Linked DNA regions of Mus musculus: region 2 is linked to region 1. Evidence: chromatin loops called from intact Hi-C (ENCODE). Cell type or tissue: heart. All regions are shown on one strand.

Evidence for each region. A loop is a pair of places that touch in the nucleus more often than their neighbours do. Peaks named below come from ENCODE experiments on the same cell type or tissue, not always from the same donor. Only the 100,000 strongest peaks of a DNase experiment are listed, where the experiment ranks them.
Region 2: it touches region 1 in a loop (6-fold over the local background); 16 of 42 quality-filtered maps call a loop at or near these places.

Annotation. Positions count from the first base shown.
Region 1 is chr15:6,205,847-6,213,846 of GRCm38, forward strand. No RefSeq gene overlaps it. Among named protein-coding and RNA genes, the nearest start is that of Gm23139, 58 kb to the left of the region's middle. In heart, a CTCF peak has its summit at 3,657 (motif pointing left); no DNase peak of the experiment used is centred here.
Region 2 is chr15:5,190,030-5,198,029 of GRCm38, forward strand. The region is part of intron 2 of Ttc33 (tetratricopeptide repeat domain 33); the gene reads left to right. Among named protein-coding and RNA genes, the nearest start is that of Ttc33, 8.5 kb to the left of the region's middle. In heart, a CTCF peak has its summit at 4,000 (motif pointing right); DNase peaks (open chromatin) are centred at 6,372 and 6,862; H3K27ac peaks cover 355 bases.

The sequences.
Region 1 (8,000 bases):
CTGCCTGTCCCAGAAGCTGTTAGCTTCTGTAGTCCATACTCTCACCTGTGCAGACTAGTCTCTGAGGGATACAGGAACTGCGATGACTCCCCGAGGTGCTCTGGCAAAACCCTCCCGGGCAGGGTGGACACCTCTCCTCTGGCAGGGAAGGTGCCCGGATGTCTGGAGCCTGAAATAGGGTCTGCATCAGAAGCTGTCCTCTAGGGACCTTGGGGGTGTCTGCTGACTCAGTGCCCAGGTTACCCGGTGCTGGAACCTACAGGAAGGGATTTGTGACCCTGGTTAGGTCGGGTTTTCTGTTTCCCTAATGCTGTCTCAGGTCCCACATGATTGGAATGGAACAGAAGTTGTGTTCCACTCACCGGTGGTCCTAAGATCACATGGAGAGTCCTCTAGGGACCTTGAAGGTGTCTGCTGACTCCGCGCCCAAGGATGACTTAGTTTCTATACAGCCCTGTGGAGCACAACATGAAAAGATTGCCAGACATGAAAAATAATGTAGTGCAAACATTTATACTTGAGTGCTCTAATATGAGTTTCTTTCAAGATGACAGCAAGAGGACAAAAATAACAAATGAAACCTCCTTGAAAATGTGCCTGGGGAATAGAGGAAACTCCACCAGATGTAGAGACTCTTCTTTCAGTTGGTCTATCCTAATCCTTGCTCTGTCCATGTCACATGATAACTTGTGTTCAAAAGCATATGTGAATGGTCATCAAAGTTATGATTTAGAGTCTGGTGAGATAAACCGTATTTGTAATGATCTCATTATTTGGGATCATGGGGAAGGAAAGTTTTGAGTTTCAGGCCATTCTAGCCTATATTGTGAAACTCTGACTAAAACAAGCAAATAGGTGTGCAAATTTTCAGTGTTAGGAGCACTGTGTACTAGTGTTATGATGTTCCCCTAAGCACATTAAACATTTGAGTTTCCTTGTCTTCTGCACTGTGAACCAAATTTCTAAGAATAAAAGACTTACTTGTGCTAAAGATTCTATAAGCTGGATTAGCTTGCTGATGATTGTATAGATTTGGAATGTCACAGATCTAGAAGAAAATTATCTGGTATACCTTTAGCTTCTTTCACAGCCATTCACTGTCTACCTCTGTGTCCACTAACATACTTTCAACTACCATATGAGAACTTAAGAAACTTACCAAGAGTCCACTAGCTTCTGCCAACACTAAAGCTATGAATGTCAGCAGATAACACCTAAAATCTATAGGAGAGCACCCTCGTTTTTCTGGTACCCACCCACCTGTTTTCACATTGGAACACATATTTGGAGAGACTTCAATCTGTGTTCCTTATTGGCTGTTGACAGATACAAAACAGAGATTCAAAGAGTTAAGTTGAAACCAAGTATGTGTATGCATGGATTTGTAAACAAACTGCCTAGCAGTGCTGTAGGAACAGACACTATTTCTCTGGGGATGCCCACATACGACTTTCTTCCTGTCCTTTCTCCACTTTCCACTGCCTCTGAAAATTCTGTCCTGTTAATATTAGTTTTTAATGAAACCAGTATGCTTAACTCCAGAGTTATTTGCTGCTCTGGAATTGCTAGTCCTCCTGAGACAGACTCAAGGGCAGGCTTTGCATTCTTTTGCACAGTAACGACACCAGAAAACCAGAGCTCCCATGCAAAAGACTCAGTCCTCAGCAAGCCTTCTTCTCCTTTAGGAAGAGCTGAGAGGAACAGAATGAAAGCTCTTTCAAAAGTTTAATAATAAAACTCACTCACAGCTGAAACATAAGAACTGACTACAGAACACTGCAAAACTGTAAATGCTTCAAAGATACCACAGCAGTTCCCTTAGGTCTTTCACTGGCCAAAATGTCAGTTCTTGGATGCTTACAGCAAAGGAGACCAACATGGCTGACCTTTGTCCCAAACTTGAAACATCAGCCGTAGAGGGGAGCTGAGCAGAGATAATTGAAAAACTTATTTTCAGATGTGCCTTAACATTATATGTCTAATTTTATTCTGACATTGACAAAGCTGCTGGTAAATGAGGTTATACAGTTTCATTAGATTATCTAAATGTCATTTAAGGGAAAGAGAAAACCAACTTCAGTATAATTTCAAATAGCCCCTTCACTGCACATACAAATGGGCTGAGTCTTTAGGCTGTGTCAGGATTTCCTCTATTCCTGTGTCTACTCAACCTACAGAATCATCTCCCCTCCCCCACATCCAAAGCCCCACTCCCTGCCCAACTTGAAAAAGGAACTTCTGTACCTTTCCATATTCTCTCTGCCACTTTCTCATGATAACCTGTCTATCTCCATCAACCTGGGCAACACTTGCTCACAGGCCATGGCTTCCTTTCACAGATTTCCTAAATGTCTTCAGATTATTTATGACTCTTGTTTCCTTCCCCCTTGCCCATCGGCTCCCAGCACACAAGACTTGCAGACCTCTCCTAAGTGCTAGCATTTAAGAGAAGGTTTCTAAAACTTTCATGCCTCTTCTCGACCCCAATGTCAATACAGAAAGCTCTTTGGTGCAACACCTCTGCTGTCCCACGCAGAGATGGATCTAGCCCTTGAACATGCTACACAAGCACTCCACCATTGACTGAGATAGATATGCAATGCTATGTTCACTTTGAAACAGAGTCCAGACTGGTCTTAAACCTCTGGCTTGAGCTTGGGATTTTCTGGTCTCAGTCTTCCCATTTGTTGTGATTTCAGCCCTGCACCACCAGACCCAGGCACATCTATTGCTTGATCTGTGCTTCTAATGGGACCAGCAGACTCAGCTATTGATAGCTATGTGAATTAATTGAAAGATGGTACCTCAAAATACAGTCTAAGTTCATACCATTCCTTCTGGCAAACATTTAGTTTAACACCTCTGCTCAAATCTGACAAGAAAACCCTTTTCTCTTTGACTGACATTTCTTGTGAACCCCAAGATAGGCAGTTGGCTGCTCAATTGTCATTTCTGTAACTGCCGCCTCCTCTAGACATTAGTTTGTCTGGATAAGTTCAAAATCAAATTCTCATCACCCTTTTTCCAGATCTGTATTTCTGTATTAGTCAGGGTTCTCTAGAGTCACAGAACCTATGGAATATATATATATATATATATTAAGGTATGCCTCAAGATCTGGATTAAAGTTATACGCCATCCCACCTCAAGATCTGGATCAAAAGCCTGTGTCTTCCAGATTCAAGATCTGAATAAAATCCATGTTGTCTTTCTGCCTCAAGATCCAGGTCACATGTATACCCTCTATTTCTAGATTGCAGTTCACTTCAGTTATAGTCAAATACAACTGAGAATACCCTTCACAAGACCTAACCATGGATGTCCTGGTTTGATCTAAAGACTTTGACACCTGGCTTAACCTTTATCGTTAACTGTTATGTCTGGAGTAGAATTGTTAAAGCAACCTTAAAGGACTCATCACAGAGAACACCAACAAAAACAGAGAGAAAGGACAGGAAGGAAAGAAAGGAAGAAAGGGTGGGAGGGGGAGGAGGGAGGGAGGAAGGAAGGAAGGAAGGAAGGAAGGAAGGAAGGAAGGAAGGAAGGAAGGAAGGAAGGAAGGAAGGAAGGAAGGAAGGAAGGAAGGAAAAAAGCAGCTAAGGTCACCTGTGTAGCAAACATTTTTAACAATGGCTGTACTGCCATCTGCTGGAAGAGTTTGTAAACTGCACTTGAACTAAAGCTTCAACTCTGTCCCTATATTCTGAACACTCTAAACACAGACTTTCATGCTGGATGTTATAGCAGATTTAGAGATTTCTGCAAGACGTATTTTTGACTTAAAGCAATACAAAGTTACAATTAACAAGCAGTTGATTGGCTTTCGATTGCAAGAGACATGTTACACTGACAAAACTTCAGTAAAGCAATGGCTGATCTGTTGAGCAATGTTAGGGTTTGTAAAACATCTTGTCCAATGTCAGATAAGCTTTAGGAAATCACCCAACCTTTAGTGCTCTCTGATCTCTAGAGTCAGGCTGCCTGTACATTTACTGCTATGCACTGTTGCTGAGTATTTAGGGGGTCCGTTTTCTCTTTGAACTGGCTGGTTTTGTGTGACAACTGAAGACAAGCTAGAGTCATCAGAGAGGAAGGAGCCTCAGGTGAGGAAGTGCCTCCATGAGATCCAGCTATAAGGCATTTTCTCAATTAGTGGTCAATGGGGGGAGGGCCCAGCCCACTGTAGGGGAGGACCACTTCTGGGCTAGCGGTCCTGGGTTCTTTAAGAAAGAAGGCTGGGCAAGCCACGTAAAGAAAGCCAGTAAGCAGCACCCCTCTACGAACTCTGCATCAGCTCCTGCCATAGGTTCCAGCCCTGTTTGAGTTCCTATCCTGACTTCCTTCAGTGATGGACTATGATCTGTAAATGGAAGCCAAATAAACCCTTTCCTCCCTAATTGCTTTTTGGTCATGGTGTTTCACAGCAATAGAAACCCTAACTGAGACAGTCTTTGTCATATGGAGATGGTACTATCACACCTTCTCAGGAGTAATGGGAAGATCCAATCAGGAAAAGCTGTGAAGGCACTCAGAACAGGACACAGTGTTTAATAACTATTAGTGGCTTCCGTTAACCTGCGCAAGTTGCTGCAAATTTTACATAACCATCCCAGTAAGTGACAGTGAGGCCGCAGAGGCTGCAGGCGGTCCCACTGAGTAAATGACTTTCAACTAGTTTGTCAATAAAATTTTTGAAGTGTAACGTGTATATAATAAAAACTCATCGATCATAAAAAGCACAATTTTAGGAGTTTTTTTACTTTACACAGTAAAATTTAACTGTTTTCATAACTACTGTCGGGATAAAGAACTTTGTCACCACCCTGTGCCCGTGACCATCTCCATACTCACTGCTACCTCGCCCTTACTAACCACTGCTGAAATCTTTACGGTCTCAGTTTTTCTCTTTAGAGTTTTGTTAACGAAATTGTAGCATTATGCAAAGTGTCGTGTCTGGAATTCAGTACTTAGGACGAAGATGTTGCGATCCATCTGTGTTGCTCTGAATGATACGAGTTCATGCCTTTGCAATGCACCTTAGAATTTCACAAAATCTCAGATCAAAGTCACTGTATCTGTACCCTTTCTGCAGACACGTGTTCTCCTTTCCATTTCATAAATATTTAGAGTTGTTAAAGCTTGAACAATTAAATAAATATTTGTAATTAAATATAACTGTCAAATGTTTATATTATTTCATGGTCCTGTCAACAAAGTTGAATTCTGGCAAATAACTAATAAATTCAATTTTATTTATTTTAGCCATTCTAATTACCTGTATTGTAGAACATTCTTTTCGCTCACAATTCTATTCCTAATCGTGCCTGCCACTCATGTTTTCTGTGTATTTTGTAATTTATTTTCTGATACAGCTTTGAGAGGAAGTGTGCTTTGCAAATTTAGCTCGTAGCAAAGGCTAGCTCATACCTGGTGGCTCATTTTACCATCTTTACAAACTCCTCTTTACAGAGCAAATGTTTTAATTTGTGGGTTAGAATGCTGCTCAAGGGAAGTGTGCTTGTCTAAAGCTCTTAATGCACTCAGGTACTAGAATAAACTTAATTTTTCATTTACATGAAATCCATCTTAGAAAATGTCAGTGCTCTCAAACAGTTTTGAACCTGGACTCTTTTCTTTGAGGATTTCTTTTCATTTCTAGTTATAGGCTCTATATTTGGAATTATCATCTTTCTTGAGTTAATTCAGATAAGCCATGTGAGGTAGAAGATGAATTACAACACTTTTACACATATTCAGTTACCATGGCACCTTTGCTAAGAGGACTCTTATTATCAAGTCATTATTTTGACTAGCTGCAAAATTTTATTTGAACATATATGTAAGGTTTAAATTCTGAAATCTACTGGGCCTGTAGACATAGGTGTTTCCTTAAATATATTAGTTATTTTATAGTCTTGGTATTAAGTACTGTCTTAATCCCATGTTTTTCCCTTACAAAAATTTCATCTCCTAGTAAATTGTAGATATATGTTATTAATTTATACCCCCACAAAAGGAAAATGTTGATGGTATTTGTACAAATACCACATTGAAGTTGTATCACTATGGGAAAGGGAGAAAAGTATTTCATCTCGGGAGTTATTAAGTTGTATCTCAACACATTGATTTGGTTTCTTTTACCCATGTTTGTGGTACATGACTCGTGTCTTTTATTAAATTTAACCTTTAGTATTTTAAATTTTGTATGCCATGTTTAGCTACCTACAAGTTCTACAATCAGTTATTTGTTGTTAATGTAAATATCTGAGTGACTCTTTTTATCAACTATAATCTGGACTAGTCCCGAGCTCATGTAGCAGTTTCAGGTTTTTTTTTCTTTTTTTTTATTAATATTTTTATTAGGTATTTTCTTCATTTACATTTCCAATGCTATCCCAAAAGTCCCCCATACCCTCCCCCCCACTCCCCTACCCACCCACTCCCACTTCTTGGCCCTGGCATTCCCCTGTACTGGGGCATATAAAGTTTGCAAGTCCAATGGGCCTCTCTTTCCAGTGATGGCAGACTAGGCCATCTTTTGATACATATGCAGCTAGAGTCAAGAGCTCCGGGGTACTGGTTAGTTCATAATGTTGTTCCACCTATAGGGTTGCAGATCCCTTTAGCTCCTTGGGTACTTTCTCTAGCTCCTCCATTGGGGGCCATGTGATCCATCCAATAGCTGACTGTGAGAGAACACACACTAGCAGCTTGACAACACACCTAAAAGCTCTAGAACAATAGGAAGCAAATTCACCCAAGAGGAGTAGACGGCAGCTTCAGTTTTATGTTAGTTTTTATACAAAACTTGGGTCTTTCTATGCATACCATAATGTGGTTTACAAACATCATTTACTCTTTTATACATGGCATTTAGTGTGTGTGTGTGTGTGTGTGTGTGTGTGTGTGTGTGTGTGTGTGTGTGTGTGTATGATTGGCTGTGTGCATGTGTATGTGCGTGTGTGTGCATGAGTGCGTGCTACAGTGTGATAAGGCAGATCAGAGGACAGCCCAGTAGACTCAGCTCTCTCCTACCATGTGGATCCAGGTAATCCAATTCTGGTCCTCAGTGTTGCCACCAAGCACCTTCACCTACAAAGCTCTCTGGATGAATGGGTTTCCTTTCATTCTAATATCCATGTCTTTATTAAAGCACTTATCGTATTGGCTACCGATTACAGTGAATGACTCGATTTTGAGTCCCACACTGTTTGTGTTGACTGAATAATTTTTGTATACAACCTTTAACAACTTGGTGCCATACATTCTATTCTAAATCTACAGGATATTTTTCTTGGTAAGTAGGGTATAGTCAAATTCCTTTGCTACACCTATTCCTTATATTATTTTTATTATTATTATTTTTAGTGACTCAATAGAGTATTACACTGATTCGTTGCGATCATTAAACCTGCTCTTGTTATTCTGGTCACCCTCCTGTGGCCACAATGAATTAGTTTTCCGTCTTTACTAGATTCCATTTGTCTGCTTATGAGATATATTATGGTTTTCCTGTTTAAAAGTAAAGTAAAAAAAAGTGAATTGGGAAATATTAATAGCCAGTGATAGTAGGTTACATCAAGAAAACAGTGATTTCAAGACTCATCAGGGCACATGCACATGGGAGCTTACAGCAGTTGTGACAAGATGCACGAGACCTAAACAGGACTGGGCCAATCGACATTACGTCATGGAAAGGGGAGGGGCTCACGAGGACCCAGTCATCTCTAAAGAACTCTAGACTGTTGCGGTTGCCAGAAAGGGCAAAGAATAAGTCATATTGACCAGTGATATATGCTGAACCAAATAAATAATTCTCCATTATTTATTTGGTTACTTTACTTATTTGATTACTTTATTTATTTATTTATTCATTTATTTATTTATTTATTACTCCATGGTAAATAATTGACCACTCTCAGTCTCAAGAAAACCTAATTAAGCATAGTGGGGTACAAATAAATCAGACACCAAAATAGGAGGGGTACTTACTTGTTGGG
Region 2 (8,000 bases), 1.0 Mb before region 1:
TCTGGTTCACGATCTCTAATGGAATCAACTGTTGTCTTAGGTAGGGTTTCTGTTGCTGTGATGAAACGCCATGACCAAAAGCAACTTTGGAAGGAATGCGCTTATTTCTTCCAGGTAGCAGTCCATCATTGAACAAAGTCAGAGCAGCCACTCCATGCAGGAACCTGGAGGCAGGAGCTGAAGCAGACAACATACCATCGAGAGTGCTGCTTACTGGCTTGCTCCTCCTGGTTTGCCCAGCCTGCTCTCTTGTTTCATCAACCTAGGGGTGGCACCACACATAGTGATCTGGGCCCTTCCACATCAAACATCAGTCAAGAAAATATGTTCCACAGGCTCGCCCACTGGCCAGTCTGGTGGATATGTGTTCTCAATTGAGGTTTCCTCTTTGAAAACTACTGTCGAATCAAGTTGATATAAAACTAGTCAGCACAGATTCATGTTTTAAATATCTGATTTCATTTGTCAAAAAGACACTTGCAAAACTGCCATTTTGTAATAGTTCTATTACAATCTATACAGTGCTTTATTATACTCTCTGATGTTCGTCTAGGGAGGTGACATTGTCACTCACTGTCCTCTCACTTTCTCATTGGGTTTTCTTCTGTTTGCGACAGTCTTGCTGTGTAGCCTAGCTGAGCTCCCTGCCCTCCCCGCCTTAGTCTGTGTAGTGCTAGGATTACAGAGCCATGCTGCTGTACCACTTACCGTTGATTCTTAAGTACTTTTGTAAATGTGGTGGGTACACAGGAACTTGAAAATAGCATCTTTTATTCATAGCCCTTCCCTAGCTAAATTTCTACAAATGTGCCTGTTTCTTCCTTTATTTCCCCTTGATTTCCTATTTCCTTTCCCTTTACCCTGCTTAGATCTTTCAATGGGAATGAAATGTCTTCACAAGTCAGTGGAGAACAGAGAAATGTTTCGTAGCTGGAAAACAAGATTAGAGGACAATAAAAATGGACCTTAATTAATTAATTACTTAATTAATGGTGACTGTAAGAGACAGTCTCTTGAAAACCGGCTCCTACAACCCAGTTTGTCCTCCACCTTTTGGCCCTCCTGTCTTTACCTCCCAGGTATGAGGATTACAGGTGTGAGCCACTGAGTCTAGCTTTATCTGGTGCAGCAGTGCTGGTCAAGCCCTTTCCTAAGCAAGCTACATCCCTAGCCTAGTAAAGTCTTTAAGTATGGAATATACGTTAATAGAAGAATTCTCGAGTAGGAAAGATTTTTTATTTTTTTGTCTTTTCAGTGTTTGAGACAAGGTGCCGAGGTCTTATGGAGCTCAGGCTGTTGGGACTTGTGATCTTGGTTGTCCCTCCTGAGCACTGTGGTCATTGGCAGGTGCCACCATCCACTATTCTAGTGCAACTTTTTACATTGACAGATGTCCTGTCTGTATTAAAGTTGATGTATTCTGTATGCCTAGACTAAACCTTTTATTATAATGTACTAACTATACATACTAATGGGTTTCATTGGCTTTATTGTCCTATGTGTATATAGTGTATATAATGTATTGTGAGCTGCCTCTCTTTCCTCCCCCCCTTTGCTGATCCCCTTGGTCTCTGTGCTCTTGATGACCCAGTGAATTTCATTAGGGTTTCCATGGGTGCATGGGGTGGATGGCTATAGGCACATGGGTTATTTTAGTGGCTATGTTACTAAAGAAAATGTCTTTACCTCTTCTAGCAAGCATTAGTTACTTATAGATCCTTATGGAAGGTAACTTTTTTTTGTTTGCTTTGAGACAGGGCTTCGTTGTATATATATATAGCTTGAGCTGCCCTAGAACATGCCCTCAAACTCATTGAGATCTGCCTGCCTCTGTCCCAAGAGCTGGGTGAAAAGTGTGTGCCACCAAGCTTAGCTTTTTGTTTTAGGGACTGGGTTGCACATGGCCAGGATGATCTCCAGCTCAGGTCAGTTCTCTTTCTTCAGTCTGTTGAGTGTTGGGAATCTAGGCATGAGTGCCTTACTAACATCAGCTAAGATCGTAATAGTGTAATGCTAGTGTGTGTATTGTTGTTTGTGGTGTTTTAGGCATAAAGGGTTTTCTCTTGGGGCTGGAGAGATGGCTCAGTGGTTAAGAGCACTGACTGCTCTTTCAGAGGTCCTGAGTTCAATTCCCAGCAACCACATGGTGGCCCACAACCACCTGTAATGGGATCCAATGCCCTCTTCTGGTGTGTCTGAAGACAGCTACAGTGTACTCATATACATAAAATAAATTTTTTTAAAAATTTTTTTTATAAAAGGATTTCTCTTGGAGAATTTTGCAGATTGTGTTTTACAAGAAACCAATGTTAAGTTTTTCATTTATGAGATTACTTTTAAAATATCTACTGAACCGTCTTTAGAGCTCTCAGTCAGCTCCTGTTACAGGTCACGAACACTGTTGCGTTGCCTTTTCTCAGACCTGCACAAGTGTGATGAGGAAAAGGCCACCGGTTCCTGCCAGGACAGTCCCTTAGGATGCTCTGTGGTCAAGGAAAGATAACAACGTCAGAGATAAACAAAATAGCTCATGGTTTCTGCCTATGTTTTAAACCCCTGAGTCATGTCACTAAAATCAGCTAGCTCAGAGGCTTACTTTAGGATCATGAAGTTTTTTCTTTTCTGTTAGCATTTGTTTCAGAATAATGTATACATAGCTTTTGGAAAGTAAACAGAATTAAAGGGATTTAGTAGAATTAAGTAATTTGGCTATTTAAAACCAAACAAACGTAGAATTAGTGGTTTGAAAAATGCCTGAAGATATTGAATGTAATTGAATTACATTGAATGATATGCAATGTAAGGAGCAGCAGTGAAATTGAAGTGAGAAGCAGCCACACAACCCAGCTTCTCCCTGTCAGTCACCTTTATCCTTAGCATGTCCTTGAGCTAAACTGGCCTTTCTTTTCCCCAACAGTATGTGTATACGTGTACATGTTTGTGTGTGGCTGTGCATGCATATTTGTCTGTGTGAGTGTGGAACCAGACTTACTCAACAAGCATTTTCCCGACTGAGCTGTCTCCTGGCCTCTCATCCCTGTAATTCTTTTATAATTGTGTGACGACCTTGTCCAGTGTGTTTTCCTGCCCTTCAGATTTCTGCACACCAGTTGTTCTTCGCTCTCTCTGGTAGGCAGGCTGCTGGGCAGCAGCACTCTGAGGCCCGCCCGCCCGCTGGCCCACCTGCCCTCCCTTCCTCCCTCCCTCTCTTCCTTCCTTCTTTCTTTTCCCCTTCACAGCCGCTTGTTTTTCCTTTTTGTATTTCTGCTGTCTTCAAGTCACTTTACATACTAAGTTACTTGTTTTTATGTCCCTGTGAGTTTCTCTTGTTTTTTAAATTCATATTTCCTCACTGAGCTTTATTGAGCATGTAGAATTGTTTGAACACATTAATATAGTCTTGTCCAAATAGGCTACTGTCATCTCTCCCCCAGAGAAGTCTTCATTCTTTGATACAGTCTTCTACTGCTTGTTTGATGGTGGCAAGACTGCCTTAGACTTATTTTGCCACTTGAATTTTCTCTTCATAGTATTAATGATTCTTCATGACAAAAGGCTTCCTTCTGTGTCCAGCCCTAAGGATGCCTGATGCTTTTTAGATGGGCAGTTGACTATAATGGTTACGAGTGTGGACTTTGAAGTAATTTTACCTCCGTTCAGATCTTACCGTAATTATCATTTCTCTCTGTATAAATTTTGGGCAGGTCATTAACTTCTCTACCAGTTTCAGGTTTCCTCATATATAAGTGACGACATACATCTTAAAGATTGTTGAAAGATTTCAGAACAAGTTACATTGCATAAAAATAAATGTGTGTGAGATATTATGTATTAGGATTTTTATGGTATTGGTTTATTATAATGCTAAGCTTTTTAGAAGTTACTTTCTCCAATTTTTTTTTTTTAGACTTATTTCTAACTCGGATTTGTCTTCCTAAGGTAAAGGGTATAATCGCTCCCAGCATTTTAAAATTGGTATGCAGTTTCAACCACTAGATGGTGACACTTGCATAGCTAGACAAGTGGCTTTGTTATTGTGGCATGGGTTTGTGTGAGTGTGAAGGCCAAGTGTAACTGGAATTTATCATGAAGGTTAGTTAGGAAAGTATACCAGCCAAAGTGAACTTGTATATGTTTTCCCCGTGTGATGCACATCCTCTGACTCCAAGCTTCAGGGCATTTGAAGTCAATGGCTTTGCCTCACGTCTCACAAGAGTGGATGCAGTCAGTGTAGTGCGTGGATTCCTTACTCTCATGTCCTTGGAATGTCCCGTATCTGTAGATTATTTGTCTTTGAGCTGTTATAATGAATACCAAATTCTCATGAAAGCTCTCCCCCCTTCACTTATGCACTGGACTCATCCCTTCTTACTTCTCAGGAACATGTTCCCTAATTATCTCCTGGTGACTGTCTGTGTTGCCCGTTCCTCCCACGAGTCCCTTCTTAGCTTGCTGGCATGCCTGATACCGTGTTGTCCTACCATCTGAACCCCAGCTCTGTCAGTGTCTCTTCGCACCTCCTTGGATGCATAAAAAGCATCAAACTTACCAAGTAGAACATGTGAGTGTTTACCCAGGGATCTGCTGCTTTCCCAGATAAGTGAAAGGCACTGCCATTTCCCTAGTTACTTCAGCCTCAAACCATGAGTCAGCTCGCTGGCTTACTCACCTTCTCGGAGCTGTTCTGCCCCACTTGCTTATAAGTCACTGCCTGTCTGATAGCTCCCTCTGTTTCTGTAGCCATGCAGTTCTGGTTGTTACTATTGTAATAGACTAGTGAGACCCCATTTGTAATGCTGGTAGAAAGGCTCTTACCCCTTGACATTGACCAGATGAGACTTGGTGAAATTCTGGAGCGAGTGGTGAGGGTTAAGGCTGTGTGCAACAAGCTCTGACTTGTGGGAGAACAGCACGTAGGAAAGAGCCTGGGGACCACCCCTCACCCAAGCCCCCGATCATGGTCTGCTTCCGAGACACACTGATTTCATCGCTATCACTGAGAAGTTTCTCATGATAACGGTCCTCTAAGTTCATTTGCATAGCTGTTGGCCGCATCCCATAGGCCTGTATTTTCCTTCTCCCCTTTGCCCCGACCCTGTCTTGTTTACTTGAGATCCCAGTAGGGTTAGCCAGGAAGCTCTCACCTCCGGCTCTGTTGTCCACATAACCACTGGACATCATTTCTAGATGCCTTTCTTTCACTCCTCAGGCCCAGCCCAAGTGGGGTTTCTTATACCATATATACGCTTTTATCCACTCTCAGTTTTCACTGCAGTTATCCTGGTCTTATTGGGAGATACCTTATCCCTGGTTTCTTAAGAAACCTGAATTGGTCTCATTGTATGTGGTTTATATCCTGATAGCTTATTCTGCTCCCTTGACTGGACATCTTTTCGAAATGTAGTCACGTCAGTGTTAATAAAGCTATGAATTCTTCACCACGACTACATTAGATGAACACCTCTAACCCTAGCCTGGTAGGTTTTCTGTGGCCATGATTTGGCCTACTTCTCTAATATAATTACTTCCTTTCTCCTTATACTGTAATCGTACTGGTTTGACTTTCTATGTTCTGAACATGAAGTGCTTAGTCTTGCCTTGGGCTCTTGCCTTTGTCTGCAATGGACTTTCTTCAAATTTTCATGTTTGTCCTGTCTTGTCGTTCAGGTCTCAGGCTATATACATTCCTTGGAAGAATCTCCTGTTTGCCTATCACCCATTTTGAGAAGATACTTGGTCATTACATGTCACATCCCTCTTTAAACCATGGAATTTACATTGGAATCTTTTTCTCATGCCCTTTTCCCCAAAAAGTACTTTAGAAAGTTCTAGAAGAATAGTAGAGACCTTCTTTATCCTCGCCCAGAAAAAGTGACCTATAAATATTTATTAAATATGCCATTAACTAAATAGCTCACTGAATTGTAGTAAATTAGAAATACAGTCGGGAGCAAAGTAACTAAGCATTGTGCCCTTTCGTCTGGTGAGTGAGCATGTTATCAAACTTACTGGGCTTGGTCACCAGCTGTTCTTTGTCTCACTGTTGGGCATTATCTCACCCTGCCCTGTGTAATCCCTGAGCTATTCACCTTGCTTCCTTCCTTGTGCTAGTTTAGTTCCATGTTGTTAAGGCTGCCTTTAAACTGGCTGAATCAGACTTTGGTCATTTATTAACCACAGTGACTTTAAACCAAGTTTTTATCTTTTACTGTTTCCTATCCAACAGCTGTAACAGGGCTGTGTCTTTTCAGTCTGTTCCAGACTGAAGTTGAATTAGGAGATAGACTGCAGGAATTGGGAGAGACCACAGACTGACTTATTGGGTGCCAAGCATCCTGTGAGCCCCAGATGGAGGAACTAAGTGGGGCCATTGTTGAGCGGTGGGAAGGATCAGCTATGAAATGAACAAGGGCGTGAACGAGAGCCAGAGGGGGTGGGGCAGCTCAGGGATCTGTTAGGACTGAAGCTCTTCATTGCTTGCTTCACCTTAACTGTTGGAAAACAGTTCCTTTGCTCTTTAAATGTTTGTATATTTAGGCAAGAAAGGTCTTACCTGGAAGCATTGATTGAATTTTCAAAATAGAAGTGGTGGTGAGAAGCCGTTCTTTTCTTTTTGCTTTACTTTTGTGTTCCATACAAATCTGTAGGTGTGTTTGTACATGTGTGCGTGTCTCTGTGTGTATGCATGCATATCTGCCTAATGCAAAGAGGAAATAGAAAGAGTTATAGTCACTGTCCTGGTGAATTTCCTAGTTTATCTTGTTCTTTGTCTATGGGCAGCTTTGTTGGGTGGTGAGATGGTAAGTCCTCGTCCTTTGCAGCACTGGGGCAGTGACGTTTTGAGCAGTGTAACCTTTTGACAGCTGTTTTCCTCATGGGCTCTTAACATCCCTGACCCCGTGTGGCCCCTGCCACTAATTCCTTAAACACATGTGGTGACAGTTGAAAAAGACCTCTGTGAATTTCCATAAATGATACATGCTGCATTGTAATAACTGCTTCTAGTTTTTTTAGGCAGATAAGAACATGTGAAGTTAAGAGGACATTTGGCTAACACAGTAAACTTGCATCAGTAGCTAGGCCAGGCAGAGACTGGTGACCAAACCATTGCTTGTGTTTGAAAGTAAATGTTTTGTAGTGACAGAGCCATGCTTATCTGCTTCCGTCGTGACTGTGGCTGATGTGTGACACGATGGTAGAGCTAAGTACTTGTGACAGAGGCCATCCTGCTCACAAAGTCTAAAATACTCACTGGATTGGCTAACAACATGCCATCCTTTGCTCTAGAGACCAGAACCCTTCAAGGTAAACATCTCAGAGCTAAGACCTCTCTGCTGTACCTGGAATCTTTGTCCTTCGCCTCTCCTCTCCTCTTTCCCCCCTCCCCCACCCTTCTCTTTTCTCTGTTCTTTCTCTCCCTACTCACAATCTTCTGTCTTAGGAGTTTTATAATACTGGTTACTGAAATGATGAGATGGACTAAAGTAAGAATGGTGACTGCTTCTTGTGTTTCAGGGAAGAGCTTGTTTTTACAATCCCAACACACCACGTGTGTTCCCTCTTAGCATTTCTTCTATGCTTCTCTCTGTTTTCAGAAGTCTTATGGAGCAGGTAGGACAAATGGAGTGGATAGAAACTGTGATATTAGTGTCTTTTAAGTGCTCAGACATTTTCCATTTTCTGTGGGCTTAAAAGAATTAACACACACACACACACACACACACACACACACACTATGGGCCTAAAAGAATTAACACACATACATACAAAAAATCCAAACACCTGCTCAGGCCAGCTGTCATGGCTGTCATGGCATAGTCAGGTAGATTTCTGAGTTCAAGGCCAGCTGGTGTACAATAGTGAGTTCTAAGCAGCCAGGCTGCAGAGTGAGACCCTGTTGCAAAACAACCCCTCCCCCCCCCAAAAAAAAACCAAAAAACAAAAACCTACTCTGATTTCCGAGTTCAGAAAAAAGTACCCAGAAGGACTAGAGGAAAATT